Regions from separate parts of the Homo sapiens genome. Here region 2 is linked to region 1. A link is an interaction called in ENCODE POLR2A ChIA-PET data of the cell type or tissue named here. Cell type or tissue: endothelial cell of umbilical vein. All regions are shown on one strand. Each heading gives the region's core, and the rest is flanking DNA. Links, peaks and the distances in the headings are about the cores only. Region 1 overlaps LOC102725238 (a long non-coding RNA gene). Region 2 overlaps STAT5B (signal transducer and activator of transcription 5B).

Region 1 (15,782 bases), core at 2,488-10,487:
GGTGTTCAAAGAGACTGTTTCTGTTAAACCCATTTTGTTGCACAAGAGAAGAGCCCCTTCCTTTCAACTTTCCAGCTGGAACCAAGACCAGACCTTTCAAACAAGCCACTTTCAGTAAACGCAGTAAGTGTTTAGCAGCTGTGCATATTAAAGCAAAACCATTTCATTTGTGGAATCGGGCCCTTTTCCCAGGAAACGGTGTTTCCATTTCACAACCTAACAGAACAGGAAGAGTGTAAACTCTTGTTCAGTTACAGATTCCTTGTGCTTCACTTAGATTTCCACATTTCTATTGTGCTCTGAGTGTGAGAGTCCAGCTGTGCGTTGGTGGAGTGACTCATTTTTCCATGGAGACGTGTATTCCTATGAATCCCAGGGGCCTCTGATTGGTATGAAAGAGCAATCAGCACAGATGTAGTCCACAGATCCATCATATGACTTAAGAGAGATGATTTAAACGGTTTTTCCATGGGCTTAAATTGAAAGCGTCAACTGAGCTAGTCAGATTATTCATATGCTCCAAACCCTTTAGTGTTTACAAGTGGCTAAGAGTGGCTACTTGAGACCACAAAGGAATATTAATACAAGAGAAACAAAAGCATAATCTGTATTCTTTGGGTGTTTAAAAATCTCAATGAGGGCCGCGCGCGGTAGGTCATGCCTGTAATCCCAGCACTTTGGGAGGCCGAGGCAGGCAGATCATTTGAGGTCAGGAGTTTGAGACCAGCCTGGGCAACATGGCGAAATCCCGTCTTTACTAAAAATACAAAAATCAGCTGGGCATGGTGGAGCGCGCCTGTAATCCCAGCTACTCGGGAGGCCAAGGCAGGAAAAGGTTGCTTGAACCTGGGAGGCAGAGGTTGCAGTAAGCCAAGATCATGCCACTGCACTCCAGCCTGAGTGACAGTGAGACTCCGTCTCAAAAAAAGGCCAGGCGTGGTGACTCACGCCTGTAATCCCAGCACTCTGGGAGGCCGAGGCAGGTGGATTGCTTGAGGTCAGGAGTTCGAGACCAGCCTGGCCAACATGGTGAAACCCTGTCTCTACTAAAAACACAAAAATTAGCCAGGTGTGGTGGTACATGCCTGTAATCCCAGCTACTTGGGAGGCTGAGGCAGGACAATCGCTTGAACCTGTGAGACGGAGGTTGCAGTGGCCAAGATCGCATCACTGCACTCCAGCCTGGGCGACAGAGTGAGACTCTGTCTGAAAAAAAAAAAAAAAAATCTCATTGAGGAAATAAATGTTAAGAAGTAGAAGAAGAATTCCCAAATAAGCAAATTATATACAATACAAATGGATATAAAATATATCAATCAATGTTTAGCAGCTCCAGGATAAGAGTAATCAAAATTGAAGTGGCTATCTGGAAAAAAAATTCACTTTTATTTTTATTTATTTATTTTATTTTTTGAGACGGAGTTTTGCTCTTTTGCCCAGGCTGGAGTGAAGTGGCACAATCTTAGCTTAATGCAACCTCCACCTCCTGGGTTCAAGCAATTCTCCTGCCTCAGCCTCCCAAGTAGCTGGGATTATAGGCTCCTGCCACCATGCCCAGCTACTTTTTGTATTTTTAGTAGGGATAGGGTTTTGTCATGTTGGCTAGGCTGGTCTTGAACTACTGACCTCAGGTGATCTGCCCACCTCGGCCTCCCAAAGTGCTAGGATTACAGGCATGAGCCACTGTGCCCGGCCAAAAAATTCACTTTTAAAACGTTTAAATTATTTTAAATTTACAGTGTTTTTTTTTTTTTTTTTTTTTGAGATGATGTCTTGCTCTGTCGCCCAGGCTGGAGTGCAGTGATCTTGGCTCACTGCAACCTCCACCTCCCGGGTTCAAGCAATTCTCCTGCCCCAGCCTCCTGAGTAGCTGGGATTACAGGTGCATGCTGCCACATCTGGCTAATTTTTTTGTATTTTAGTAGAGATGGGGTTTCACCATGTTGCCCAGGCTGGTCGTGAACTCCTGAGCTCAGGCAATCTGCCCGCCTCGGCCTCCCAAAGTGCTGGGATTACAGGCGTGAGCCACCGCTCCCGGCCCAGAATTGTTTTTTAAAGTACAAAAGTATTATTTCTTCATGAACTATTTGCAAGTAAGTTGACAACCTGACAAGTTTTATCACCCCCAAATACTTTAGTGTGTATTTTCTCCAAACACACATACATAACCACATAGACAACATACATTTTGTAACCATAATACAATAATCAGTATCAGGAAATTAATCCTCAGCAGCTGATAAAATTTCACCATTTATCCCAATAATGTCTTTTATGCATAAACGATCCAATTAGACGTAATGCTTAGCAGTTACTGCATCGTTTTAGTATCCTTCAGTCAGGGAAATATTCTTTCTTTGGCTTTCATAACCTTGACACTTTTGATGATCATAGGACAATTAATCTGCAAAATGTTGCTCAGTTTGGACTTGTCTGATGTTTCCTCATGATTAGATTTAGGAAATGTATTATCTTTAGCAGGAATAGCATGAAAGGGATGCTGTGCTCTCATTGCATCCTGTCAGGTGGTACACAATTTTGATTTCCCCATTACTAGTGATGTTAGCCTTGATCATTAGGTTAAGGTGGTATCTGCCAGACTTTTCCAGTGTCAGGTTATCTTTTTTTTTTTGAGATGGAGTCTCCCTTTGTTGCACAGGCTAAAGTGTAGAGGCACGATCTCGGCTCACTGCAACCTCCACATCCTAGTTTCAAGTGATTCTCCCACCTCAGTCTCCCAAGTATCTGGGATTATAGGCAAGCGCCACCACCCCTGGCCAAATATATATATATGTATATGGAGAGATAGAGAGAGAGAGAGAGAGATGAGGTTTTGCTATGTTGCTTAGGCTGGTCTAGAACCTCTGGGCTCAGGCCGGGTGCTGTGGCTCAAGCCTTTAATCCCAGCATTTTGGGAGGCTGAGGTGGGCAGATCACTTAAGGCCAGGAGAGACCAGCCTGGGCAACACTGGCGAAACCCCGTCTCTACTAAAAATACAAAAACTAGCCAAGTGTGGCAGTGCACACCTGCAGTCCCAGCTACTCAGGAGGCTGAGGCAACAGAATCACTTGAGCCTGGGAGGCAAAGGTTGTAGTAAGCCTAGATGGCGCCACTGCACTCCAGCCTGGGCAACAGAGGAGACTCCATGACAAAAATAAATAAATTAATTAAATTAAATTAAAACAATAAATAAAACCCCTGGGCCCAAGTGATCCTCCTGCCTCGGCCTCCCAAAGTGCTGGGATTACAGACGTGAACCACCTCACCTGGCCCTATTTATTTATTTATTTATTTGAGATGGAGTCTTGCTCTGTCCCCCAGGCTGGGCTGGAGTGCAGTGGCACAATCTCGGCTGACTGCAACCTCTGCCTCCCGGGTTCAAGCAATTCTCCTGCCTCAGCCTCCTGAGTAGCTGGGATTACAGGTGCACACCACCATGCCCAGTTAATTTTTGTATTTTTAGTAGGGACGGGGTTTCACCATGTTGGCCAGGCTGGTCTCAAACTCCTGACCTCAAGTGATCTGCCCTCCTTGGCCTCCCAAAGTGCTGGGATTACAGCCACTGTGCCCAGCCCTTATTTATTTTTTTGAGACAAAGTCTCACTCTGTCGCCCAGGCTGGAATGCTGTGCCATGAACATGGCTCACTGCAGCCTCAACCTCCTGGGCTCAGCAATCCTCCCACCTCAGCCTCCCAATTAGCTAGGACTACAAGTACATGCCACCTTACCTGACTAATTTTTTGTGTTGTTTTTTTTTTTGTAAAGACAGGATTTTTTTTTTATTTTTTTATTTTTTGTAGAGACAGGATCTCCCAGGCTGGTCTCAAATTCCTGGGTTCAAGCAATCCTCCGGCCTTGGCCTCCCCAGCTGTTGGGATTACAAGTGTCAGCCACTATGCCCGGACTATTTAAAAAAAATTTTTTTGGAGAGTTTTCTGGTAAAAACTGGAAAACCTGCTAGACGGATTCTAAAAGAGCTGTAATACTTGATTTCTTTGACATTTTAATTTTTAGTCTGAAATTTTCATTTCCAAATTTTCAATTTCTATGCACAAAATTCTTTTTTTTTCTTTTTTTTACAGTTTTTCCTCCTCTGCTGAGGTTTCTTTTTTTTCCTTTTTTTTTCTTTTTGAGATGGAGTCCCACTCTGTCGCCCAGGCTAGAGTGCAATGGCGTGATCTCGGCTCACTACAACCTCCACCTCCCCGGTTAAAGCAATTCTCCTGCCTCAGCCTCCCGAGTAGGTAGGATTACAGGCACCCGCCATCATGCCCGGCTAATTTTTGTATTTTTGTAGAGATGGAGTTTCACCATGTTTGCCAGGCTGGTCTTGAACTCCTGACCTCAGGTGATCTGCCCAAGTTGGCCTCCCAAAGTTCTGGGATTACAGGCAGGAGCCACTGCGCCCGAGTGGAAAGTTCTAAAATTAATTGTGGCTATGGTTGCACAATTCTGTGAGTATTAAAAATTGTTGACTTGTACGCTTTAAATGGGTGAGTCGTATGGTATATGAATTATATCTCAATAAAGCTATTACAACAAAAGATTCAGCAGTTTTCAAAATAGAACATATATATACTTTTTTTTCCTTTTCTTTTTTTTTCTTTTGCAGAAACAGGAACTATGTGTCCCAGGCTGGTCTCAAAATCTTGAGCTCAAGTGATCTTCCTGACCCAGCCTCCCAAATCGCTGGGATTACAGGTGTGAGCCACCATGCCTGGCCTGAAAATAGAATATTTGGAAATAAAATGATAAATTCAATAAATGAAATCCCCAAGATTGGAGGAGACCCTAAACTGAATGAAAACAGAAATTAACTCATGTTACAAATGAACAACAAAACTGTACTGAAGGAGAAGTGGTATGGGAATAGCAATTATGACATTATATTGTGCATATTATAGAATTAAGCAAATGACATATAAAAGAATGTGGAAGCTAGAGTTCTCACTGTAGGAAAAAAGTAGATTTAAATATGAATTAGGGAATACAAAGGAACCTTAGATGGGTGGAACTGGTGTTAGAGGCATCAGTATAAACCCATAACTTCATATACATTTGTAGAGATAGAGCTAGAGGTTTGGCCTCTGTGTGTTGAAGGCTTAGAAGCAATAACACAATGTAACAATGAGCAGGCTTGGTACCAAGATCTTGGTTTCTAAATATTATTCCTCACAACAAAGAAACAGCTTCTTAGAGAAATGGATGACTTCAGGGCTGGAACAAGGAAAGTATAAGCTAAGCTTAAAATATCCTATTGTGATAGAAATTAAGGAAGTCCCCTGCCACCCCCAACACCCCAGCAAAATGATGGGAATATGTCAAAAAACACAGGAGGAAGTTCCAATTATGGCTGAGTAATTCCCATCACACCAAGTCTTCTGTAAATAAGAATGATATACTCAGAGCAAAATATTAAAGAACAAACAAAAACTACCTGAAGGCATTAGCAAACAACAGGAGGAATATACTGCACAGAGGTGGATACCTGGAAGAGAAGAGGACTGAATGGGTTTCCTGTGTTTTTACAGCTTTTAGTCTAAGGGAAGTCCAAAGTCTGCAAAGTGAGTGGTTAAAACAAAGCTGGGGGTAGTGGTGTGCGCCTGTAGTCTCACCTACTCAGAAGGCTGACGTGTGAGGAAACCGTGAGCACAGGAGTTCAAGGCTGTAGAGCACTAAGATTGTGCCTGTGAATACCCACTGTATTCCAACCTAGGCAACACAGTAAGACCTCATCTCTTTTTTTTTTTTTTTTTTTTGAGACAGAGTTTCACTCTGTTGCTCAGGCTGGAGTACAGTGGCGTGATCTCAGCTCACAGCAACCTCTGCCTTCCGGGTTCAAGTGATTCTCCTGCCTCGGTCTCTTGAGTAGCTGGGACTACAGCTATTTTTAGTAGAGACAGGGTTTCACCATGTTGCCCGGGCTGGTCTTGAACTCCTGACCTCAGGTGATCAGCCCATTTCAGCCTTCCAAAGTGCTGGGATTACAGGCATGAACCACTGTGCTCGAGATCTTATCTCTTAAAACGACGACAACAACAACAAAAACAAAACAACAAAAACCCAAACCCTGCAGTCTTACTAGCTTGAATTGTTCAGGGCAACCCCAGCAGGTGGAAATAATGGGAGGAAATCCTATCAAAATAAGAGCCACAGAGAGGGAGGCTCAAATTCTGTGCATAAACTATAGTCCCAGCTACTCGGGAGTCCCAGTACCTGTAGTCCCAGCTACTTGGGAGGTTGAGGTGGGAGGCTCGCTTAAGCCCAGAAAGTCAAGGCTGTAGTGAGCTGTGATGATGCCACTGCACACCAGCCTGGGTGACAGAGTGAGACCCTGTCTCAAAAAAAAAAAAAAAAAAAAAAATTCAGAACTTTAAAAAATCACCCTGAAAAGAAACCCCATGCCCTTTTATTATTTTTTTCACTTTTTTGACTTTATTATTTTTTCTTTAAAACAATATTTATTCTTTTTTGTTGAGACTGGGTGTCACTATGTTGCCCAGGCTAGTCTTGAACTCCTGGGCTCAAGCCATCTTCCTGCCTCAGCCTCCCAAAATGCTGAGATTACAGGTGTGAGCCACTGTGTCTGGCCAAGAAACCCCATGCCCTTTAGCCATCACGTTCCATTCTCCCCATCACCCCAGCCCTAGGCATTAATAATCCACTTTTTGCCTCTATAGATTTGTCTACTCTAGACATATCATATAAATGCAGTCACATATGTGGTCTTTTTTGACTGACTTCTTTCACTTACTATGTTTTCAAGGTTTTTGTTGTAACATGTGTCATTACTTCATCCCTTTTTATTGCTGAATAACATCTCATTGTATGGCTATACTACACTTTCTTTATCCATTCATCCATTGTTGAACATCTGGGTTGTTTCCAATTTTGGGCTATTGTGTATAATGCTGTTATGAACATTTGTGTACACGTTTTTCTGTGGACATTTGGTTTTTATTTCTCTTAGGTGTATACCTAGGAGTGGAATTGTTGGATTATATGGTAACTCTATGATAAGCCTTTTAAGAAATTGCCAGACTATTTTCCAAAGTAGTTGCCCCATTTTACATCTTCACCAGTAGTGAATGGGGGTTCCGATTTCTCCATATCTTCACCATGAATCTTTTTAAGAAAATAGATTATTGACCAGAGGTCAGGCATTCGAGGCCAGCCGGGCCAACATGGCGAAATCCCTCCTCTAATAAAAATACGAGTATTATTGGCTGGGCACGGTGGCTCATGCCTGTAATCCCAACACTTTGGGAGGCCGAGGCGGGTGGATCACGAGGACAGGAGATTGAGACCATCCTGGCTAACACGGTGAAACACTGTCTCTACTAAAAATGCGAAAAATTAGCCAGGTGTGGTGGCGGGCGCCTATAGTGCCAGCTACTTGGGAGGCTGAAGCAGGAGAATCGCCTGAACACAGGAGGCGGAGGTTGTAGTGAGCTAAGATCATGCCACTGCACTCCTGCATGGGTGACAGAGTGAGACTCTGTCTCAAAAACAAAACAAAACAAAAAACAAATATTAGCAGGCTGTGGTGATGCATGCCTATAATCTCAGCTACTCAGGAGGCTGAGGCAGGAGTATTGCTTGAACCCGGGGAGGCAGAGGTTGCAGTGAGCTGAGATCGTGCCATTGCACTCCAGCCTGGGCAACAGAGCAAGACTCTGTCTCAAAAACAAAACAAAACAAAACAGATTATTGATATATAATTCACATACCACACAATTCACTCAAAGAGTGCAATTCAATGGTTTTGGTATATCATGTTAATTTTTAAAATTGTGGTAAAATATAAAAGTTGCCATTTTAACCATTATATATATAAATATATGTGTGTGTGTGTGTGTGTGTGTGTGTGTGTGTGTATATATATATTTTTTTTTTTTTTTTGAGATGGAGTCTTGGTCTATTGCCAGGCTGGAGTGCAGTGGCATGATCTTGGCTCACTGCAACCTCTGCCTCCCGAGTTCAAGCAATTCTCCTGCCTCAGCCTCCCAAGTAGCTGGGACTATAGGCACACAACACCATGCTCAGCTAATTTTTGAATTTTTAAATTCTTACTCCTTCTAGGACTCTGACGACATAATTTTCTTTCTTTCTTTCCTTTTTTTTTTTTTTTTTTTTGAGGCAGAGTCTCACTCTGCTGCCATGTGAACTATGTTGGCCAGGATGACCTTCTTGATCTCTTGACCTCGTGATCCGCCCACCTTGACCTCCCAAAATGCTGGGATTACAGGCGTGAGCCACTGTGCCCGGCCATATATATATATATATATATATATATATTTTTTTTTTTTTTTTTGTAATATAGAGACGGAGCCTTGCTATGTTGCTCAGGCTACTCTTGAACTCCAGGCCTCAATGTATTCTCCCACCTCAGCCTCCTAAAGTTCTGGGATTGTAGAAATGAGCCACTGTGCCTGGTCCCCATTTTAACCTTTTTTTTTTTTTTGAGATGGAGTCTTGCTCTGTTGCACAGGCTGGAGTGCAGTGGTACGATCTCGGCTCACTGCAACCTCCACCTCTTGGGTTCAAGCAATTCTTCTGCCTCAGCCTCCCGAGTAGCTGGGATTACAGGCACTCGCCATCATACCCAGCTAATTTTTGTATTTTTAGTAGAGATGGGGTTTCACCATGTTGGACAGGTAGTGCTCGAACTCCTGATCTAAGGTGATCCACCTGCCTCAGCCTCCCAAAGTGCTGGGATTACAGGCATGACACCGCGCACAGCCTTAACCATTTTTTAATGTACAATTCAGTGGCATTAATTACACTGACAATGTGCATAACTATCACCACTATCTATTTCCAAAATAAAAGAGAAATTCTGTTCCCATTAAACAACAATTCTCCATTCCCTGCTTCTCCTAGCCCCTGGTAATCTGTAATCTACTTTCTGTCTCTATAAATTTGCCTAGTCTAGTCTAGTCTAGATATTTCACTTAAGTGGAATCATACAATATTTGTCCTTTTACAATCTGCCTTATTTCACTTAGCATGTTTTCAAGTTTCATCCATGTTGTAGCATGTGTCATACTTTCATTCCTTTTTATGAAATTTAATTTTAATATTAAAGAATATTTCAGTCCAGGTGTGGTGGCTCATGCCTATAATCCCAGCACTTTGGGAGGCTGAGGTGGTCAGATTGCTTTGAGCTTAGGAGTTTGAGACCAGCCTAGGCAACATGGCCGAACCCTGTCTCTACTAAAATACAAAAATTAGCCGGCCATGATGGCGGGCGTCTGTAATCTCAAGTACTCGGGAGGCTGAGGCAGGAGAATCGCTTGACCCCGGGAGGCAGAAGGCGGAGGTTGCAGTGAGCCGAGATTGTGCCACTGCACTCCAGCCTGGGCAGCAGAGCGAGACTCTGCCTCAAAAAAGAAAAGAAAAGAAAGAAAGAAAGGGGAGAGAGGGAGAGGGAGAGAGGGAGAGAGGGAGAGAGGGAGAGAGGGAGAGAGGGAGGGAGAGAGAGAGAAAGAGAGAGAGAAAGAGAGAGAGAGAGAGAAAATTATGTCGTCAGAGTCCTAGAAGGAGTAAGAATGTAAGACCGAAAACTTATTCAAAGAAATAATGGGCTGGGTGTGGTGATTCACGCCTGTAATCCCAGCACTTTGGGAGGCCGAGGCAGGAGGATCACGAGGTCAGGAGATCGAGACCATCCTGGCTAATACAGTGAAACCCCGTCTCTACTAAAAATACAAAAAAAAATTACCCGATGTGGTGGCGGGCGCCTGTAGTCCCAGTTACTCGGGAGGCTGGGGCAGGAGAATGGCGTGAACCCGGGAGGCGGAGCTTGCAGTGAGCCGAGATCGCGCCACTGCACTCCAGCCTGGGTGACAGAGCGAGACTCCGTCTCAAAAAAAAAAAAAAAAAAAAAAAAAAAAAAAAAAAAAAAAAGAAAAAGAAAAAAAAAGAAGAAATAATGGCAGAAAATTCCTCAAATTTGACAAGAGACCTAGAACTACAAGTTCAAGAAGCTGAGAAAACCACAAACATGATAAACTCAAAGAAATCTATACCAGGACACGTAATAATCTAACTCCTGAAAACTAATAACAAAGAAAAAATCTTGACAGCAGTAAGAGAAAAACATCTTTCTCATAAGGGAAAAACAGATTGAACCACAATAGATTTCTCACCAGAAACTAAAAAAGGCCAGAAGAAAGTGGCACAACTTTTTTCAAATGCTAGAAGAAAAAAACTATCAAAGATGAAAGAGAAATCAACACATTTTCAGATGAAGAAAAACTAAGAGAATTTGTCATTTGTAGATCTACCCTTTAAAAAAGTGGCTAAAAGGGGGCCGGGTGCAGTGGCTCATGCCTGTAATCCCATCACTTTGGGAAACCGAGGCAGGCGGATCACTTGAGGCCAGGAGTTTGAGACCAGCCTGGCCAACGTGGCAAAACCTAGTCTCTACTAAAAATACAAAAATTAGCCAGGCATAGTGGCACATGCCTGTAGTCCCAGCTACTCTGGAGGCTGAGGCAGGAAAATCGGTTGAACCTGGGAGGTGGAGGTTGCAGTGAGCAGAGATCGCACCACTGCAATCCAGTCTTGGTGACAGGGCAAGACTCCATCTCAAAAAAAAAAAAAAAAAAGCTAAAGGAAGTTCTTGAAAAGAAAGGGAAATGATAAAAGAAGGGACCTTGGAACATCAAGGATGAAAAAAGAACGTGGAGTGGCCCACACTTGTAATCCCAGCACTTTGGAAGGCCGAGGCGGGCGGATCACGAGGTCAGGAGATCGAGACCACGGTGAAACCCCGTCTCTACTAAAAATATAAAAAATTAGCCGGGCGTGGTGGCGGGTGCCTGTAATCCCAGCTACTCAGAGAGGCTGAGGCAGGAGAATGGCGTGAACCCGGGAGGCGGAGCTTGCAGTGAGCTGAGATCGCACCACTGCACTCCAGCCTGGGTGACAGAGCGAGACTCTGTCTCAAAAAAAAAAAAAAAAGAAAGAAAAAAGAACGTGGAAAGCAAATATATGAGTAATTGCAATATACTTTCCTTCTTGTATTAGTCATCTAGGGCTTCCATAACAAAATACTGCAGACTGGGTAACTTAACCAACAGAATTTATTTTCTCACAGTTCTGGAGGCTGGAAGTCTAAGACCAAAGTGTTGGTAGGTTTGGTTTTTCCTGAGGCCTCTTTTCTTGGCCTGTAGATGGCCACCTTCTTGCTGTGTCCTCCCATGGCCTTTTGTCTGTGTGTGACCACTCCTGGTGCTTTTTCCTCTTCTGAAAAGGACACTGGGCCGGGCGTGGTGGCTCACCCCTGTAATCCCAGCACTTTGGGAGGCCAAGGCAGGCGGATCACCTGAGGTCGGGAGTTCGAGACAAGCCAACATGGAGAAACCCCATCTCTACCGAAAAAACAAAATTAGCCGGGCTAATCCAACAGGACTGGTGTCCTTTTTTGTGGGGGGGGACGGAGTCTTGCTCTGTTGCTCAGGATGGAGTGCAGTGGCACAATCTCAGCTCACTGCAACCTCCACCTCCCAGGTTCAAGTGATTCTCCTACTTTAGCCTCCCGAGTAGCTGAGATTACAGGCATGTGCCACCACACCCAGATAATTTTCTTTTTTTTTTTTTTAGTAGAGACGGGGGTTTCAACATGTTGGCCAAGCTGGTCTCAAACTCCTGACCTCAAGTGATCCTCCCACCTCGGCCTCCCAAAGTGCTGAGATTACAGGTGTGAGCCACCAAGCCCGGCTGGTGTCCTTTTTTTCTTCTTTTCTTTTTTTTTTTTTGAGACGGAGTTTCACTCTTGTTGCCCAGGCTGGAGTGCAATGGCGTAATCTCGGCTCACAGCAACCTCTGTGTCCCGGGTTCAAGCAATTCTCCTGCCTCACCTTCCCGAGTAGCTGGGATTACAGGTGTGTGCCACCACTCCTGGCTAATTTTTTTGTGTTTTTAGTGGAGACAGAGTTTTGCCATGTTGGTCAGGCTGGTCTCAAACTCCTGACCTCAAATGATCTGCCCATCGTGGCTTCCCAAAGTGCTGGGATTACAGGAGTGAGCCACCGTGCCCGGCCCTCATTTAATCTTAATTACATCTTTAAAGGCCCTGTCTCCAATGTACAGTCACAATAGAGGTTAGGGATTCAACATAGGAATTTGGGAAGACACAATTCAGTCTATAACACTTCTCCTCCCTCTCCCTCTCCCTCTCCCTCTACCCACGGTCTCACTCTCCCTCTCCCTCTCCCCACAGTCTCCCTCTCCCTCTCTTTCCACGGTCTCCCTCTGAGGCCGAGCCGAAGCTGGACTGTACTGCTGCCATCTCGGCTCACTGCAACCTCCCTGCCTGATTCTCCTGCCTCAGCCTGCCGAGTGCCTGGGATTGCAGGCGCGCGCCGCCACGCCTGACAGGTTTTCGTATTTTTTTGGTGGAGACGGGGTTTCGCTGTGTTGGCTGGGCTGGTCTCCAGCTCCTAACCGAGAGTGATCCGCCAGCCTCGGCCTCCCGAGGAGCCGGGATTGCAGACGGAGTCTCGTTCACTCAGTGCTCAATGGTGCCCTGGCTGGAGTGCAGTGGCGTGATCTCGGCTCGCTACAACCTCCACCTCCCAGCCGCCTGCCTTGGCCTCCCAAAGTGCCGAGATTGCAGCCTCTGCCCGGCCGCCAACCCGTCTGGGAAGTGAGGAGCGTCTCTGCCTGGCTGCCCATTGTCTGGGATGTGAGGAGCCCCTCTGCCTGGCTGCCCAGTCTGGAAAGTGAGGAGCTTCTCTGCCCGGCCGCCATCCCATCTAGGAAGTGAGGAGCACCTCTTCCTGGCCGCCATCCCATCTAGGAAGTGAGGAGCGTCTCTGCCCGGCTGCCCATCGTCTGAGATGTGGGGAGCACCTCTGCCCCGCCGCCCCGTCTGGGATGTGAGGAGCGCCTCTGCCCGGCCGTGACCCCGTCTGGGAGGTGAGGAGCGTCTCTGCCCAGCCGCCCCGTCTGAGAAGTGAGGAGCCCCTCCGCCCGGCAGCCGCCCCCTCTGAGAAGTGAGGAGCCCCCTCCACCCGGCAGCCACCCCGTCTGGGAAGTGAGGAGCGTCTCCGCCCGGCAGCCATCCCGTCTGGGAGGGAGGTGGGGGGTCAGCCCCCGCCCGGCCAGCCACCCCGTCCGGGAGGGAGGTGGGGGGTCAGACCCCACCCGGCCAGCCGCCCCATCCGGGAGGTGGGGGGCACCTCTGCCCAGCCGCCCCTACTGGGAAGTGAGGAGTCCCTCTGCCCGGCCACCACCCCGTCTGGGAGGTGTACCCAACAGCTCATTGAGAACGGGCCATGATGACAATGGCGGTTTTGTGGAATAGAAAAGGGGGAAAGGTGGGGAAAAGATTGAGAAATCGGATGGTTGCTGTGTCTGTGTAGAAAAAAGTAGACATGGGAGACTTTTCATTTTGTTCTGTACTAAGAAAAATTCTTCTGCCTTGGGATCCTGTTGATCTATGACCTTACCCCCAACCCTGTGCTCTCTGAAACATGTGCTGTGTCCACTCAGGGTTAAATGGATTAAGGGCGGTGCAAGATGTTTTTGTTAAACAGATGCTTGAAGGCAGCATGCTCATTAAGAGTCATCACCACTCCCTAATCTCAAGTACCCAGGGACACAAACACTGCGGAAGGCCGCAGGGTCCTCTGCCTAGGAAAACCAGAGACCTTTGTTCACTTGTTTATCTGCTGACCTTCCCTCCACTATTGTCCTATGACCCTGCCAAATCCCCCTCTGCAAGAAACACCCAAGAATGATCAATAAAAAAAAAACAAAACAACAACAACAAAAAAAACACTTCTCCTCTTGAGTTTTCTCAATTATGTTTGATGGTTGAAGCAGACTGTGTAACATTGTCCAATGTGGTTTGCAAAGTATGTTGAGGAAATATTTAAGACAATTATGTTGTAAATGGGAAAGTAAAAAGACTAAAATGGAGGTAAGAGTTTTATACTTCACTCAAGCTGATAAAAATATTGACATCAGTTGGCCAGGCACAGTGGCTCACGCCTGTAATCCCAGCACTTTGGGAGGCCGAGGCAGGTGGATCACCTGAGTTCAGGAGTTCAAGACCAGCCTGGTCAATATGGTGAAACCCTGTCTCTACTAAAAATACAAAAGTTAGCCGGGCATGGTGGCACATGCCTGCAATCCCAGCTACTCAGGAGACTGAGGCAGGAGAATCGCTTGAATCTGGGAAGCAGAGGTTGCAGTGAGCCAAGATTGCGCCACTGCACTCCAGTCTGGGCGATAGAGAGAGACTCCGTCTTAAAAAAAAAAAAAAAAAAGAAAGAAAAAAGAAAAAATATTGACATCAGTTGACTGTGATAATTTATATATGTATAATATGAAACCCATTACAACCACTTAAAAAATCTACACAAAGAGATACACTCGGGCCAGGCGCGGTGGCTCACGCCTGTAATCCCAGCACTTTGGGAGGCCGAGGCGGGCGGATCATGAGGTCAGGAGATTGAGACCATCCTGGCTAACACGGTGAAACCTCGTCTCTACTAAAAATACAAAAAAATTAGCCGGGCGTGGTGGCGGGCACCTGTAGTCCCAGCTACTCCGGAGGCTGAGGCAGGAGAATGGCGTGAACCTGGGAGGCGGAGCTTGCAGTGAGCTGAGATCGCGCCACTGCACTCCAGCCTGGGCGACAGAGCGAGACTCCGTCTCAAAAAAAAAAAAAAAAAAAGAGATGCACTCAAAAACACTATAGGAAAATTAAAATGGGATTTAAAAAAAAAAGGTACAAGTAGCCCACAGTAAGCCAGAAAAAATCAAACACAGAGACAACAAGAGGAACAAGCAGAAAACAAAAAATAAAACAGCAGACTTAAACCTTTTATTTATTTACATACTTATTTTTTTAGCAATGGAGTCTTGCTGCAAGAGAGCAGTGGCATGATCGTAGCTCACTACAGCTTCGGACTCCTGGGCTCAAGTAATCCTCCCACCTCAACTTCCCAAGTAGTTGGGACTACAGGTGCACATGCCACCACTCCTGGCTAGTTAAAAAAAATTTTTTTTTTTTGTAGAGATGAGGTCTTGCTATGTTGCTCAGACTGGTCTCAAACTCTTGGGCTCAAGCGATCCTTCTGCCTCAGCCTCTCAAAGTGCTGGGGTTACAGGCATGAGCTACCACACCTCGCCTTTAAGCCTTAAGGTATCAATAATTACATTAAATGTAAACAAAGTGCACCAATTAAAAAGCAGACTTTGGCCGGGCACGGTGGCTCATACCTGTAATCCCAGCACTATGGGAGGCCAAGGCAGGTGGATTACTTGAGGTCAAGAGTTTGAGACCAGCCTGGCCAACATGGTGAAACCCCATCTCTACTAAAAATACAAAAAAATTAGCTGGGTGTGGTGGTGGGCGACTGTAATCCCAGCTACTCAGGAGGCTGAGGCAGGAGAATCCCTTGAACCCAGGAGGCAGGGGTTGCGGTGTGCTGGGATGGTGCCACCACACTCCAACCTGGGTGACAGAACGAGACTCAATCTCAAAAAATACAAAAATAGGCCAAGGACAGTGGCTCACACCTGTAATCCCAGCACTTTGGGAGGCCTAGGTGGGTGGATCACCTGAGATCGGGAGTTCGAGACCAGCCTGACCAACATGGTGAAACCCTGTCTCTACTAAAAATATAAAATTAGCTGGGCGTGGTGGCTCATGCCTGTAATCCAAGCTACTTGGGGACTGAGGCAGGAGAATCCCTTGAACCCGGGAGGCAGAGGTTGCGGTGAGCCGAGATTGCACCATTGCACTCCAGCCTGGGCAAC
Region 2 (15,782 bases), core at 3,523-11,522, 190 kb before region 1:
AAAATAGATTGTTGGTTGCCAAGGGCTGAGGGGAGGGAGAAATGGGGAATGATTGCTAAAAGGTAAGGGCTTTTTGAGGGGATGATGAAAATGTTCCGGAATTAGATAGTGGTGATAATTGTATAACTCTGAGAATATACTTCAAAGGGTGAATTTTATAGTGCGTGATTATATCTCAGTAAAGCTATTTTTAAAAAGAGAAAGAGGTGAAACACTTGCTCCAGGGTCGGTCCATACTACTAAGGGGTACTATCTGGGCTGGACCTACCTGAGAACCTGCACTTACTTGCACCACTGCACCAGGCTGCATGCATGTTGAGGACTTAAGGTGGTTTGCCATTTTCTATGTACTTTTCTGCCTGTTTGTTATATTTCATAATTTAAAGAGAGCAAAGAATGAAAAATTAAAGTAAGAAACCTAATACTGAGGGGCTCTGATTTTGGCAAAGGCTAGGGCTGGGTGACAGATCAAAGAGATGACGTTTAAACATTGCTTCTGATCTGAAAAGTACAAGGCAAGGAGCCAGGGTTCAAAACTGTTAAACCTATCAGCTCCAGTGAATGACTAAGGATTCTGTACAGAATATAAAGAGCAAGTTCCAGCCAGGCGTGGTGGCTCATGCTTGTAATCCCATACTTTGTGAGGCAGAGGCGGGCAGATCACCTGAGGTTGGGAGTTCAAGACCAGCCTGACCAACATGGAGAAACCCTGTCTCTACTAAAAATACAAAAAATTAGCCAGGCGTGGTGGTGCATGCCTGTAATCCCAGCTACTTGGGATGCTGAGGCAGGAGAATCTCTTGAACCTGGGAGGTAGAAGTTGCGGTGAGCTGAGATCGCACCATTGCACTCCAGCATTGGCAACAAGAGTGAAACTCCATCTCAAAAAAAAAAAAAAAAAGAGCAAATTCCCTAATTATGTTTACTGCTTTCTGTTGATACCAACATTATTAAATATATTAAATGGTGGTGGTCACCTAGTACAGCAATTTTTTTTTTTTTTTGAGACAGAGTCTTGCTCTGTCACCCAGGCTGGAGTGCAGTGGCATGATCTTGGCTCACTGCAACCTCTGCCTCCCGGGTTCAAGAGATTCTCCTGCCTTAGCCTCCTGAGTAGCTGGAATTACAGGCATGTGCCACTGTGTCTGGCTAATTTTTGGATTTTTAGTAGAGGCAGGGTTTTACCATGTTGGCCAGGCTGGTCTTGAACTCCTGACCTCAAGTGATCCACCCACCTCGGCCTCCCAAAGTGTTGGGATTACAGGCCTGAGCCACCATGCCTAGCCTAGTATAGCGATTTTGAGGGACGGAAAAATATTCAATAGCAGCAATAAAGGATTAAGACTTCATTCATATTAAAATTGGACTAATATCAAGTAAGAAGGCTATCACATCTAGAAGCAGGTTAATACCAGAGCCATCTGCTCTTTAATTTTTTTTTTCTAAATACTACCCTATATGCAATCAGGAAGCCAATTCTCTTTTTAAAAAATCACATTATTAAACAGATGGGAAGAGAACAGAAAGAATAAAAGCATTTGGCTCACAAAGAAGCAAACAAGGAAAAATGTGCCCAGGCAACATAGAGATGATAGTATTCTGGGAAGACAATCCGCCATTAATCTTTATGTCACAGCCAAATCACTGCATATTACAATAGGAAGAACAGAGAATGGAGGAGGGGAAAAGGGTAAGGGAGGGAATAAAGGAGAAGGTAGAGAAAGGATCTACTTACTAAATATAAAAATCAGGTTTCAATCAGCAGGTTACTATATATTTAAAACTCTCATCTAAATATAGGATATAAAGTCTTGGCCAAAGATGCACAATCTCAAAAATAAAGAGAGTAGACTCAGACAAGGATCATCACAGCTACTAAAACCATTAGGTGACAGTTGTTGGGGAACAGCATTTAGTCTCAAAGTACTACTCACATATTACTTATTATTCAAAGGGGAAAAGGTGCATTTCTGTGGATAAATCTGGCGGACAATGCCTTAACCGAGTGATCAAACATCCCCAATCATGGCATAAACTGACATTATGTGCCTCCAGATATGATTTGCTGAAAAGAATACACAAACTAAATCATGAAGAAACAATCAGACAAATCCAAATTGTGAGACTCTAATCAATGATCCCACCCCCCACCCAAAACAGGTGGAACTGTTCTAGGTTAAAGGAGACTGAAGAGACACAACCAAGAGCGTAATTCAAAAACAAAAACACGACTGGGTGTGGTGGCTCATGCCTGTAATCCCAGCACTTTGGGAGGCCAAGCCCAGAGGATCACTCAAGGTCAAGCATTCGAGACCAGCCTGGCCAACATGGTGAAACCCTGTCTCTACTAAAAATACAAAAATTGTACCCCCAACCCTGTGCTCTCTGAAACATGTGCTGTATCCACTCAGGGTTGAATGGATTAAGGGCGGTGCAAGATGTGCTTTGTTAAACAGATGCTTGAAGGCAGCATGCTCCTTAAGAGTCATCACCACTCCCTAATCTCAAGTACCCAGGGACACAAACACTGCGGAAGGCCACAGGGTCCCTCTGCCTAGGAAAACCAGAGACCTTTGTTCACTTGTTTATCTGCTGACCTTCCCTCCACTATTGTCCTGTGACCCTGCCAAATCCCCCTCTGCGAGAAACACCCAAGAATGATCAATTAAAAAAAAAAAATGTTAAAAATAAACTTTAAAAAATATATGTGTTTATACTTAAAAAAAATAAATAAAAAAAAAATATAAAAATTAGTTGGGCGTGGTGGCACACGCCTGTAGTTGCAGCTACTCTGAAGGCTGAGGCACAAGAATCTCTTGAACCCGGGAGGCAGAGGTTGTGGTGAGCTGAGATTGCGCCACTTGCACTCCAGGCTGGGCAACTGAGTGAGACTCTGTCTCAAAACAAACAAAAACACCCACAGCTCTAAAGGCCATTATATCATTATATATTAGATATTACTTTATCACTGCTAAATTTCTTGAGAGTGACAATGGCATTCAGGTTGCGTAGAAGAATGCCCTTGCTGGGAGTAGATACACTGTCAAGTATTTGAGGGTAAATGGCCATGTCGTCTGCATCTTACTTTGGCAGGAGAAACGGAAGAGTGACAGTGGTGGGGAGTGTGGGAAAGTAAATCTAACAACTGTGAACACTGGCTCAACCTAGGTGAAGTATATGCGAGTACTCATTGTTCTATTCTTTCCACTTTTAAGTCATGTACACTTTTTTCAAAATCAAAATGAAGGGCAAACATTCCAAAAAAGAAAAACAAAGCAATGAAAGCAGAGGTTTGACTCTCACTTTGAAACTGTCCCTGGTGGTCAATAAAAATCTGGACTTCTTAGGCGTTGTGCTGCAGCTTGCAGGCCACCAGCATGCAAGTTGGGCTCTCTTGTGCCATGGTGGCCCACAGTGTACATGTGTTATCATTATCTCCATGTCCAAATCCATGGAGATAATGGATTTGCGATCCCTTTGGGAAGAAGCTACATCTGTATCACTTTCCAGATGACTAAAAGCACTTGCTGTAGCCCAAAATTAATGACCATCTGCATTACGGAAAAATAAGAAATGATTTGAAGCTGCCATGTAGTCCTATCTTACCTTCAGAATTTTTTTCTTTCTTTTCTTTTCTTTTTTTTTTTTTGAGACAGGGTCTCACTCTGTCACTCAGGCTGAAGTGCTATGGCGTAATCACTGCTCACTGCAGTCTCAACCTCCTGGGTTCAGGTGATCCTCCTCCCTTAGCCCCCTGAGTAGCTGGGACCACAGGTGTGTGCCACCATGCCCGGCTAATTTTTTTTTTTTTTTTTTTAGAGATGGGGTCTTGCTATGTTGCCCAGGCTGGTCATGAACTCCTGGGCTCAAGTGATCCTCTTACCTCGGCCTCCCAAAGTGCTGGGATGACAAGTGTGAGCCACCACACCCAGCCAGCCTCAGAATTTCTAGTGAAGGTTTATATTTGTACTGTAATTCAAGATCAACTCATCTTAGAATCTGTCTCTTGGACAATTCAAATCTTTTAGTTCAGGAAAAAAACTCCTCAGCTACTACAATACCCTGTTTCTATACTGCTTAAATGAAATATAATCCCTTTCCTCTTGTTTGAAAGTTAAAAACAAACAAAACAGGCAATTTATTAATAAATCCACACATGTTACCAATATTTTCCCTATTAAAGTTCATGGCCTCCCTCTTACCATTGAGAATTACAGTGTTTAGTTTCTACCTAGCAAAATTTTCTTTGACAAGTGCCTTGATTCAGGCCAATTCCCAGGGATATATACCGTCGGGACAAACAGAAATAACCAAAATGTCCAAAATAGGGGGATGATTAGACTATAATGTATTAATCTAATGGGATATGGTGCAACCAGTTAAATGAAATATAAAAGCTATGTTGAAATATAAAAACCATGTAGACGCATTTTTAAATTTTTATTTTATTTATTTATTTTTTTGAGACAGAGTCTTGCTCTTTCAACCGGGTTAAAGTGCAGTGGCACAATCTTGGCTCACTGCAACCCCCACCGCTCGTGTTCAACCAATTCTCTTGTCTCAGCCTCCTGAGCAGCTGGGACCATAGATAGGCATCTGCCACCAATGCCTGGCTAATTTTTTTTTTTTTTTTTTTTTTGAGATGGAGTCTCACTCTGTCACCCAGGTTGGAGTGCAGTGGCGCGATCTCGGCTCACTGCAACCTCTGCCTCCCAGGTTCAAGCGATTCTCCTGCCTCAGCCTCCCGAATAGCTGGGACTACAGGCACGCGCCACCATGCCCAGCTAATTTTTGTAGTTTTAGTAGAGACAGGGTTTCACCATGTTGGCCAAGATGGTCTCGACCTCATGACCTTGTGATCCGCCCACCTTGGCCTCCCAAAGTGCTGGAATTACAGGCGTGAGCTACCGCGCCTGGCTGAGTCTTGCTCTTTCAACAGGGTTAAAGTGCAGTGGCATGATCTTGGCTCACTGCAACCCCCACCTCTCGCGTTCATGCAATTCTCTTGTCTCAGCCTCCTGAGCAGCTGGGACCATAGGCATCTGCCACCAATGCCTGGCTAATTTTTTATTTTTATTTTTTTGAGACGGAGTTTTGCTCTTATTGCCCAGGCTGGAGTGTAATGGCGCGATCTTGGCTCACTGCAACCTCCGCCCCCCAGGTTCAAGCAATTCTCCTGCCTCAGCCTCCCGAGTAGCTGGGATTACAGGTGCCCACCACCATGCCCGGCTAATTTTTTGTATTTTTAATAGAGACGGGTTTTCACCATGTTGGCCAGGCTGGTTTCGAACTCCTGACCTCGGGTGATCTGCCCACCTCGGCCTCCCAAAGTGCTGGAATTACAGGCGTGAGCCACCCCGCCCAGCCCTAATTTTTGTATTTTTAGTAGAGATGGGGTTTCACCATGTTGGCCAGCCTGGTGTCCAACTCTTGGCCTTGTGATCCTCCCACCTCGGCCTCCCAAACTGCTGGGATTACAGATGTGAGCCATCACACCTGGCCTGTAGACACATTTTTTTAGAGTAGAAATAAAAGAATGTTAAATGAAAAGTGTATGCAACACGTATGCAAGAGGGCAAATAGAGAAAGGTCAAAGAGAAGTGTAAACAGTTGTTACATTTAGGTGAAGGGGCTTTTTGGTACAATTTTTGTAAAGTTTTTGATTAAATTGTGTTTAAAATGTAAAACTTAAGATATAAATTTAATAATCAATGGGGAATTGGTACTACTGACTATCCCACAGGAACCAAGTTTAAAGAGACATAAAACACAGGAAGAAATATTTCCTAACATGATAATATCCAGGTTATGACACTGTCTTACCTGGGCAGCCTTGATTTAAGTAGAACATTCAGAATTATAAAGTAAAAATTCAGAATTATAAAAAAATTTTAATTTTAAGTAGAACATTCAGAATTATAAAGTAAAAATTCAGAATTATAAAAAAATTTTTTTTAAAATGCAATTCTTTCACTTTCAAATATATAGTGCCTTAAATGTGTTTTCAAATAGTGATTTAAGACTGTTAATAGCAGATTAATTTGTAATTCTGACATATATTTATATATATTAGTGGCCCTCTTTCATCTTTGATGTGACTAAGCAAACTTGTACCAACTGTAAATAGAACGAAATACACAGAAAGTCACTCACAACGGTACCAGAATTTCTTTAAAATAAAAAACTTTCTAGCTGGGCATGGTGACTCACTTCTGCAGTCCAAGCTACTCAGGAGGCTGAGACAGGAGCGCTCCCAGGAGGTCAAGGCTGCAGTGAGCTATGATCACGCCGCTATGCTCAAGCCTGAGCCACAAAGTGAGACCCCATTTCTAAACACAAACAAACACATCCCTTACCTCTAATCACATACCTGAACACAACTGGCTTACGTGAAGGCCGTTGACAGTTCAAGAGTAACAATTCAAGGTGTCTAGAAAGCTATCATTACAAGAGCAGATCACAGGAAACCTCAGCTGTTGGTTCCTAACTTCGCTCCTACTCAAAGGCCAACAGAACCGGGGAGAAATCTTCCTGTTTTGTTGATATCAATTTATTTTGTGCCAAGAACCTATACCTAAAACCAACGCAGGGTTTGTATTCCCCCTGGATTCTTCATTACCCCAGGAAAGTGGAACAGATCAGACCAGTTTCCAAGAACAGAAGCACTGCAGGGCAATCTTGCTAAGGGGGCCCTGAGATGTTTCTCTCTGTACTAATCTCTATGTCTTTTATGTACATCAACACAAACCTTCACCCAACCATCTCTGCCATCAACAGCAAATCTAGGGAAGAGACCAATAATACCTTAGAAAAGCACACCTATCCACCGAACCAAAACTAAATACAGAAGGATATGGCAGTTTGCCCCGTTTTCCAGGTAGCTGTGTTCTCTTAATTTGCCATGAATTAAAATGTTTCATTTTTACTTAGACATAACTTGAATATGTCATTTCAAATAACAAAATAAAAACTGAACTGAATATGTTTTAGTTAAAACAATACAAAACTGAAATCTCCTCTTTTAAGAGAGAAACGCTTCATCAGCTGGTTAGTTCCCTTGTTTGCTTACTGGGTGATATGAAACCCAACTACAGCTTTCCAAAAATAATCCCAAGTTGTGGGGTGTCCTACTACCTGTGTTTAAGTAAAACAAGTCCTGCAGAAAAAGTGGATCCAACGAGTAGCAGGTTTGTTAAGAAGCTAAATCTTGGCCAGGTGTAGTGGCTCACACCTGTAATCTCAGCACTTTGGGAGGCTGAGGCAGGAGGATCACCTGAGCTCAGGAGTTCAAGACCAGCTTGGGCAACATATCAAGGCTCTGTCTTTACAAAGAAAGCAAAACAAAAAGTAGTAGCGTGTGGTGGCGCACACCTGTAGTCTTAGTTACTTGGGAGGATGAGGTGGGAGAATCACTTGAGCCTAGGAGTTAGTAGCTGCAGTGAACTATGATTGCGCCACTGCATGCCAGATGGATGACAGAGCCAGACTCATTCTCTAAAAAAAAAAAAAATGTATGAGAAAAAGAAGAAGATAATTCTGGGCCAGGCACAGTGGCTCATGCCTGTAAACCCAGCACTCTGGGAGGCCGAGATGGGAAGACTGATTAGGCCAGGAGTTTGAAACAAGCCTAGGCGACATAGTGAGACTCCATCTCTACAAAAAATTTACAAATTAGCCCAGTGTGGTGGCGCATGCCTGTAGTTCTAGCTACTCAGGAGACAGGCAGAAGAACTGCTTAAGCCCAGGAGTTTGAGGCTGCTGTGAGCCGTGATTGTGTCGCTGCACTCCAGCCTGGGTGACATTGTAAGATCTTGTCCAAAAAAAAAAAAAAAAAAAAAAATCTTATTCTAATTCTGAGAAGAAATGACATTTAATAAGAGCTCATGTCTTAGCAAATCAAAATGTTTGTCCTGCTGGGGAAAAAAAAAAAACAACAACGGTTATCCAGGTATAAAAAGCAATTACCAGGACATTTAACATTAAGATGAACTAAAATTGTGCACAAAATAATTGTCCACATTTACTACAGCACTCATAGTGGGAGTAAATAAAATGCAATTACTTTTGCTAAAGCAACCTACTTTTTCTGGTAACAGACCGTCTCTCACTATACCTCTAATAGTAGATCTACACACAACTTAGCATGGTGTAGGAACTTGAGTGCATGCTCCTACAGCACACAACAGATGCACTGAAAGGCTCCCACCTCTTAACTAACAGCTTATGCTGCAAGGCATCAGCCAGGATAACGGCAGAGCCCTTCTGTGTATGTGTTCTTTCACAGGCGGCACTGTTACCGGAAGAAGCGAAGAGCAGCGATTTCCTTCCAAAAGGTCAGCTGCCTCAGACAGACCAAACAGAAAGCAGCGAATTCTTGCCAACTTCCCCTCCTGCTTCTGCAGCTAGTACGCAATAGCATTTAGTTTCCAGTAAAGCTCCAGATAAAAACAAAGCAAATGTGAGACCCAGAATCTACACAATGTCAGTGTCTCGCTTGACTGAACGAAGGGCAGTAAGATCATATGGAGCTACGCTTTTTCAACGTGGTGGAAGTGTTAGGAAGGTGAGATTAAACATGAAGAAAAGGTCAGGACTGGAACCATCCAGATTTTATACCAATGTCCAGAAGTCTCCATCTAAAAATAAGATGGTAGGCTGGGTGAGGTGGCTCAGGCCTGTAATCCCAGCACTTTGGGAGGCCAAGGCCAGTGGATCACTTGAGGTCAGGAGTTTGAGACCAGTCTGGCTAGCATGGTGAAACCCCGTCTCTACCAAAAATATACAAAATTAGCTGGGTGTGGTGGCGCGTGACTGTAATCCCAGCTACTCGGGAGGCTGAGGCAGGAGAATTGCTTGAACCTGGGAGGTGGAGGTAGCAGAGAGCCAAGATTGCACCACTGCACTCCAGCCTGGGCAACAGAGTGAGACTCTATCTCAAAAAAAATAAAAAGAAAAAGAAGATGGTATTTTAGAGATAATAAATGCAACAACAGATAAGGTCCCTAGTCAACTGATAAAAAAAGAATAAATTTTGAACTTATTCTCAAAATAAAGTCAAGTCAGTCATTCTGCAACATGCTAGGGCACAGGCAAGGTTCAATGCTGACAACCAGTAGATATATATACAATGAATATATAAGTTTCTTAGATTAGACATGGAGAAAAGACTGTAAAACACATAACAAAAAGGGGAAGAGGATAGAAAATATAATTTTTTTTTTTGAGACAGGGTCTCACCCTGTCACCCATGCTGGAGTGCAGTGGCGTGATCTCAGCTCCCTGCAACCTCTGCCTCCCAGGCTCTAGCAATCCTCTTGTCTCAGTCTCCTGAGTAGCTGGGACCACAGGTGTGTGCCACTATGCCTGGCTCATTTTTTGTATTTTTAGTAGAAACGGGGCTTCATTATGTTGCCCAGGCTGGTCTCGAACTCTTGAACTCAAGCGCTCCACCCACCTCGGCCCTCCAAAGTGCTGGGATGACAGGCGTGAGCCACTGCACCAAACCCAGACTTCTTTAAATTAAGAGAGTGTTAAACTACATGAAAGCCTACGCATTCAATCTTCCCAGAGGAGCAAAATTAGACCCTTTTGAGTATAAAAGTGAAGGAGAAGGAAGGGAAAATGATGATTTTAAACATTTTTCTCAACCAGATCGGTTCCCGGCTTAACTATCTACACAAAACTTGCGAGAAAATGTTACGAGCTCCTACCCCATGTCGTTGGCTCTATGTGGTTTCTAACTCGTTAGTTTCAGGTTGTGGTGGCAACAGAGACACCAGGCTTTTTGTGAGACAAGCTCTTGTTCTAAAATGTCTGGGCTTTGATGATGGAGAGTATTTTAACCCCACTCTGAGAATACCTAGTTTGAAATGAAGATAGTATGGAGTTCAAGGAAAAACGTATTAGTTTGTTATGTTAAATTAAGCCACCCACACACCCACACTAGAAACTGTTTTGTGTTGGAAACAAAATAAATGACTTCATTTCCAAGCCCTTCCTATACTTCATCACCAAACCTTAAATAATAGCAAAGGAATAAGCATGGGAAATGAGAAAAATAAAGTACTAGCAGCAGTAGTAATAGAATTATAATAACAGTAGTAGTAATAAATATTCAAGGAGTTTTGTCCACCTTCGGAGCTCAGGCTGTGAACCACAGTGGTTTACTTATTGAAAATCATCACGAGGCCGGGCGCGGTGGCTCATGCCTGTAATCCCAGCACTTTAGGAGGCCAAGGCGGGCGGATCATGAGGTCAGGAGATCGAGACCATCCTGGCTAGCATGGTGAAACCCCATCTCTACTAAAAATACAAAAAATTAGCCAGGCGTGGTGGCAGGCACCTGTAGTCCCAGCTACTCGGGAGGCTGAGGCAGGAGAATCACTTGAACCTAGGAGGCGGAGGATGCAGTGAGTGGAGATCATGCCACTGCACTCCAGCCTGGGTGATAGAGGGAAACTCTGTCTCAAAAAAAAAAAAAAAAAAATCATCAGCTAGTCAAATGAGTTTCTCCTGACAGTGATACCTGCAGTTTAACTCCTTTATAACACGAGCCACAAAATGAATTATCATAAAATGCAATTCACAAATGAATACAAAAAGATTATTTGACAATCCAAAAAAAAAGGCTTTAAATAAGACTCCCTTCCCTGAGGGTTAGCACTAAGAAGACAAACCTTCAAGCACAACCAAAGGATGCCATATTTGGGGGGTGGGGGTTCACCTTCATTCTTTTAAATCAATCAGAAATTAGCCAAAAGCTTTAGATTGTAAAAGTGAGTGGGAGGAGAATAACGAGAACTGTCCTGGGCTTGGGTAACTTTCCCATAAGGCCAAAACCTAGATCCTGACCACTTGTGGTCAGAATTAGCAATGCAACATTTCCTATAAGAAGCTGAGTTGTTAACTTTGTTAAACTTGTTCGCAAATTCCTTAAGGGGCTTCCATTAGTTACATTATTATCCATCACCAATATTTATCACAGAACATCTGAAACTTAGGCTTTCTAATGGCAGAAAACATTTTACATACAGGGGGAAATGTCATTAATAGAAATGAGAAAGCAACTTGTAAAACACCCCAGTGTGTAAGACAGGATAACAAAGGATACTGAAGTTAGCTGCCATCTGGATACCTGTTCACATGATACCTATAACTAAACAGCAACTTACCTGATGCTACTGTGCATTGGGTTGGAGACAAGGTATACATGATAAATTCCTACTATAATTAATAAATGTTCAAATGAAAATATACAAATAGATTGGGTGCGGTGGCTCACACCTGTAATCTCAGCACTTTGGGAGGCCAAGGTAGGCGAATCACAAGGTCAGGAGCTCAAGACCAGACTGGCCAGCATGGTGAAACCCCGTCTCTACTAAAAATACAAAAAATTAGCTGGGCGTGGTGATGCGTGCCTGTAATCCCAGCTACTGGGGAGGCTGAGGCAGGAGAATGGCTCGAACCCAGGAGGTGGAGGTTGCAGTGAGCCGAGATCGTGCCACTGCATTCCAGCCTGGGTGACAGAGCAAGGCTCCGTCTCAAAAAAAAAAAAAAAGAAAAAAAGAAAAGAAAATATACAAATAACTATGTTACTGTTGATGTACATTAAGTATGAGTTGAATGCTAGAAGATCATCTGGGTTCTCCAAGCTATGCCATCAAGAAATAGACACTCTGATACAGAAGGCAACTTCTGAATTTAACAGTGCTGTGCGATATATCAAGGGGAAATTTGGGACAAGGATGCCTGGCAGTTCCACAAGCCTAGGAAAAGTGCCTCAAACAATCTTTAACACCTTTAGGTAGAAATAGAATCAGTACAATATTTGTATCCAATGTCTTTGATCATTTTGATAATCTTATTTTTAAAAGATGGGATGTTTTCCTCCTCTAGAATTAGAATTTACCCTACACTCTGGACATAAGAACCAAGGCAACTAAGTTATCTGCTGGCCAACTAATAGACTGTAAGCCATCCTGGAGCAAGGACCATGTCTCTCTGATTCATTTTGATTTCCCCAATATAGTACTTGATATACATGGTTGGTATTTAGTAATTGTGTATTGAATACAATTTTTATAGACCTCCATGTTACAAAAAGGACCTAAATTGGGGGAAATGGATGGTAGGTCAGTTATTTCCTTCAGGATATTTTTAACACTGTGGAGGTCATTAATCTGAATCCTTATTACAGGAATAATGGGAGTGAATCACACTTTATAGAAACCATGACGGAGGTTTTGACTCATCATTGGTGCTAATCAAGGTAAACATAATAGCAAGTTGTGCCACCCTCATAAACATCGTGACAAGTTTGTAAAATAGAGCTAACACTTTATTGCAGCAATTTCAAAGAGAAGAATTACATGAAATATGATGATGCTAAGATGAGCTAAAATTCCAAAGAAAGGATCTTCTCTAAGCAAACTAACCTTTCTTTTAATTATATCTCAAGAAAGAAGCTGAGTATAAACGAAAAGCACATTTGTCAACAATTCACTCATTCAGTTACCATGTATGCCACTAACTACAATCCAGAAAGATTTATGATTGTGCCAAAACAAGATGATGAGGTTCTATACCCAGAATGTAGATTAATGTTAGAAGGATGACTCAGGACTTATGGCATCAGTCTGATAGACGTTGAACCTTTCTTTCTTTCTTTCTTTCTTTCTTTCTTTTTTTCATCTCTGTGAGTTCTTCAACTACAGGACAGAATGCCAACTCAGGAAGATAATTCAGTAAACACAGCCACCTTTGACTACAGACTATTTTTTATCCAAGATGTATTTCCATGTAGCAAAGTAAATTTAGCAAATGAAAATATAGTCTTGACTTGCTATGGATGTCCCCTATCTCTGCCAAAAATGACAAGCTGCTTGCTCAAAAGCTGTCACTAATTAGCAGCTGCTGCTGTAAAGAAAACCAAAGTAAGTGCCAATAAAAGCATATTGAACTCAAAGAGGGCCCTATGACAAGAGATGGGAAATGCAAGAATCTATTTGTGACTAGTAAACTTACATAAATACTAGCAATCTAAATTTGGGAGATGTAGGGGCAGGGCAATAATGGCAATACATATCCATTCATATTTAAACAGGAAGGACTGAAAGAGTCTCCTAACATCCTGAAAGTCAGAAATACCAAGGTATTGGTGTTGCTGAATTCCATCACAACCATTTCCACCTTTCCAATAGGAGCCAGTCTTGGTTTTGGATGATGATGATTATTTTTAGAGACAGGGTCTTGTTCTGTGGCCCAGACTGGAGAGCAGTGGCATGAACACAACTCATTGCAGCCTGTGACTCCTGGCCTCAAGTCATCTTGCCACCTTTGCCTCCCAAAGTGCTGGGATTACAGGCGTGAGTCACCGCGCCTGGCCTGGTTTTGGATAATTTCTCATTGTCAATACTTCTGTCTCTGGCACTTTAACAACTGCATTTGTAGACATTGTAAAAATAAATTTTAAAAATAACTTTCATATTCTATGGGCTTCGGCCTAAACTCTGATGGTTCCGAATCTACCTGTTGACCCCTCATGTTATAGGTTGAAACTATGAAGTCAAGCAGAAGTGATCTGCCCAATGTAAATGAGCACAGATACAGTGGTAGAAAATCACTTTACTAGCCCTATTTCAAGAGGCTCTAAAGGAGTCCACAACATCCCAGCACTTTGGGATGCTGAGGCAGGAGGATCACTTGAGGCCAGGAGTTCAAGACCAGCCTGGGCAACACAGCAAGACCTCATCTCTACAAAATAAAAATTAAAAAATTAGCCAGGCGTGCTGGTATGTACCTGTAATCCTAGCTACTCAGAAGGCTGAGGTGGGAGGATGGCTTGAGCCCAGGAGTTTGAGGCTACAGTGAGCCATGACTGCACCACTGCACTCTGTCTCTTAAAAAATAATAATAATAAAGTAGTCTACAGCCCAAGATCCTGCTTTAAAGCTAAATTCCATAGATTACTTTTCAAATCATCCTTCGAAGCTGTCCTCTCTTTGTTCCTATCAGTCAGAACTCCCAGTATATTTCTCTTTTTCCTCAACAAGTTAGTTTCTGTCCTTAAAAAAAAAAAAATTAAGAATATTTCCCCTTCATTTTGGTTCTCTTACTCTCTTTTTCTCTCTCCCTCCAGGTGAACTGCTAGAGAGCTATGATTGTTTCATCTATATTTGGACCCCTAGGGTCAGGCTGTGTCTTCAGCAACTACTCAGAAAAATGAGAATGAAAAAGAAAGAAAAAAGGAAGAAAGAGAGAGAGGGAAGGACAAACTGGAAGGGAAGGGAAGGAAAAGTAGGGAGAAAGGAAGATGTAATGAGAATAGAAAATTTTTAAAAATGGAAAAAAAAAGAAGGTCGGTGCGGTGGCTCATGCCTGTAATCCCAACACTTTGGGAGGCCTAGGCAGGCGGATCACGAGGTCAGGAGATTGAGACCATCCTGGCCAACATGGTGAAACCCTGTCTCTACAAAAAATACAAAAATTAGCTGGGTGTGGTGGCATGCGCCTGTAGTCCCAGCTACTTGGGAGGCTGAGGCAGGAGAACCACTTGAACCCAGGAGGCAGAGGTTGCAGGGAGCCGAGATCGTGCCACTGCACTCCAGCCTGGCAATGGAGCGAGACTCCGTCTAAAAAAAAAAAAGTTTCTTAACTGTCGTTTCTTAATGACACGCAATCAGAACCTCCCCTGCAGCTGAGGTCCCCTGTGGAGAGTATGTCTCATTGTCTGTATAAACAATTACAACAATGTACCTGTAATTTTCCAGTTCATAATCAGGCTGTAAGAATGAGAACAATTTGTTTTATGAAACATGGAGAAAGACTAATCTTTGCTATTACTCTCAGTGCAGGTTTATCAGCAAGACTTGGAGTAGATAAGCCACAGGCATACAGATGAGGAATCACATTTTGAAAGCTTTAATAACTCCCTAGTGGTATGCAACAAGCTGCTGAATTAACTTGTCTTTGCATACTCATTGCACATGCATCACTGGCCAGGTCTAGGTACAAAGCAAAAACTAAACAATCAAAGGAAAGAAAAACTGTGAAGTCTCCAACCAAAAGAATTATGTTGCAAAAAAAGGAATAAACACAAAGGGGCAGATAGTGTATGATTCCACTGATATAAGATGCCTGGAGTAGTCAAACTCATAGAGACAGAAAGAATGAATGGCGGTTGTCAGAGCCTGCGGGGAGGGGCAAATGGAGAGTTTTATTCTCATTACTGTTTAATGAATACAGGATTTTAGTTTAGGATGAAAAAATTCTGGAGATGGACCAGGTGCTGACGGTCACACAACAATGTGAATGTGCTTAATGCCACGGAACTGTACTTTAAAACAGTGAAAATGGCCGGGCACAGCGGCTCGCGCCTGTAATCCCAGCACTTTGGGAGGCCGAGGGCGGTTCACCTAAGGTCAGGAGTTCCAGACCACCCTGGTTAACATGGTGAAACCCCACCTCTACTAAAAATACCAAAATTAGCCAGGCATGGTGGCGTGCACCTGTAATCCCAGCTACTCAGGAGGCTGAGGCAGGAGAATTGCTTGAATCCAGGAGGTGAAGGTTGCAATGAGCTAACCTCCAGCCTGGGTGACACAGAGAAACTCCATCTCAAAATAAAAGGTTAAAAATGGTAAATTTTATGATATATATACGTAACTCCACAATCTTTAAAATGGGGTTAAAAAACCAGTTTTTGCCTAATAAACTCACATTTTTTCTATCTTTAATGCTGAAATCCAAAGGAAACAAAGAGATATTTGCTGTCTCCTCTCTCT

The links. Peaks named below come from ENCODE experiments on the same cell type or tissue, not always from the same donor. Only the 100,000 strongest peaks of a DNase experiment are listed, where the experiment ranks them.
Region 2: POLR2A ChIA-PET joins it to region 1 with 11 read pairs; 4 of 35 experiments call an interaction of 5 or more read pairs at or near these places.

The regions. Positions count from the first base shown.
Region 1 is chr17:42,436,270-42,452,051 of GRCh38, forward strand. It overlaps LOC102725238 (a long non-coding RNA gene), which reads left to right. Exons shown (of 4, transcript XR_007065758.1): 3 at 1-123; 4 at 12,232-13,988. It also overlaps the pseudogene RNU7-97P. Among named protein-coding and RNA genes, the nearest start is that of ATP6V0A1, 15 kb to the right of the region's middle. In endothelial cell of umbilical vein, for the core only: a CTCF peak has its summit at 3,116; a DNase peak (open chromatin) is centred at 6,122.
Region 2 is chr17:42,240,457-42,256,238 of GRCh38, forward strand. The region is part of intron 1 of STAT5B (signal transducer and activator of transcription 5B); the gene reads right to left. Among named protein-coding and RNA genes, the nearest start is that of STAT5B, 28 kb to the right of the region's middle. In endothelial cell of umbilical vein, for the core only: no CTCF peak of the experiment used is centred there; a DNase peak (open chromatin) is centred at 8,365; H3K27ac peaks cover 1,333 bases.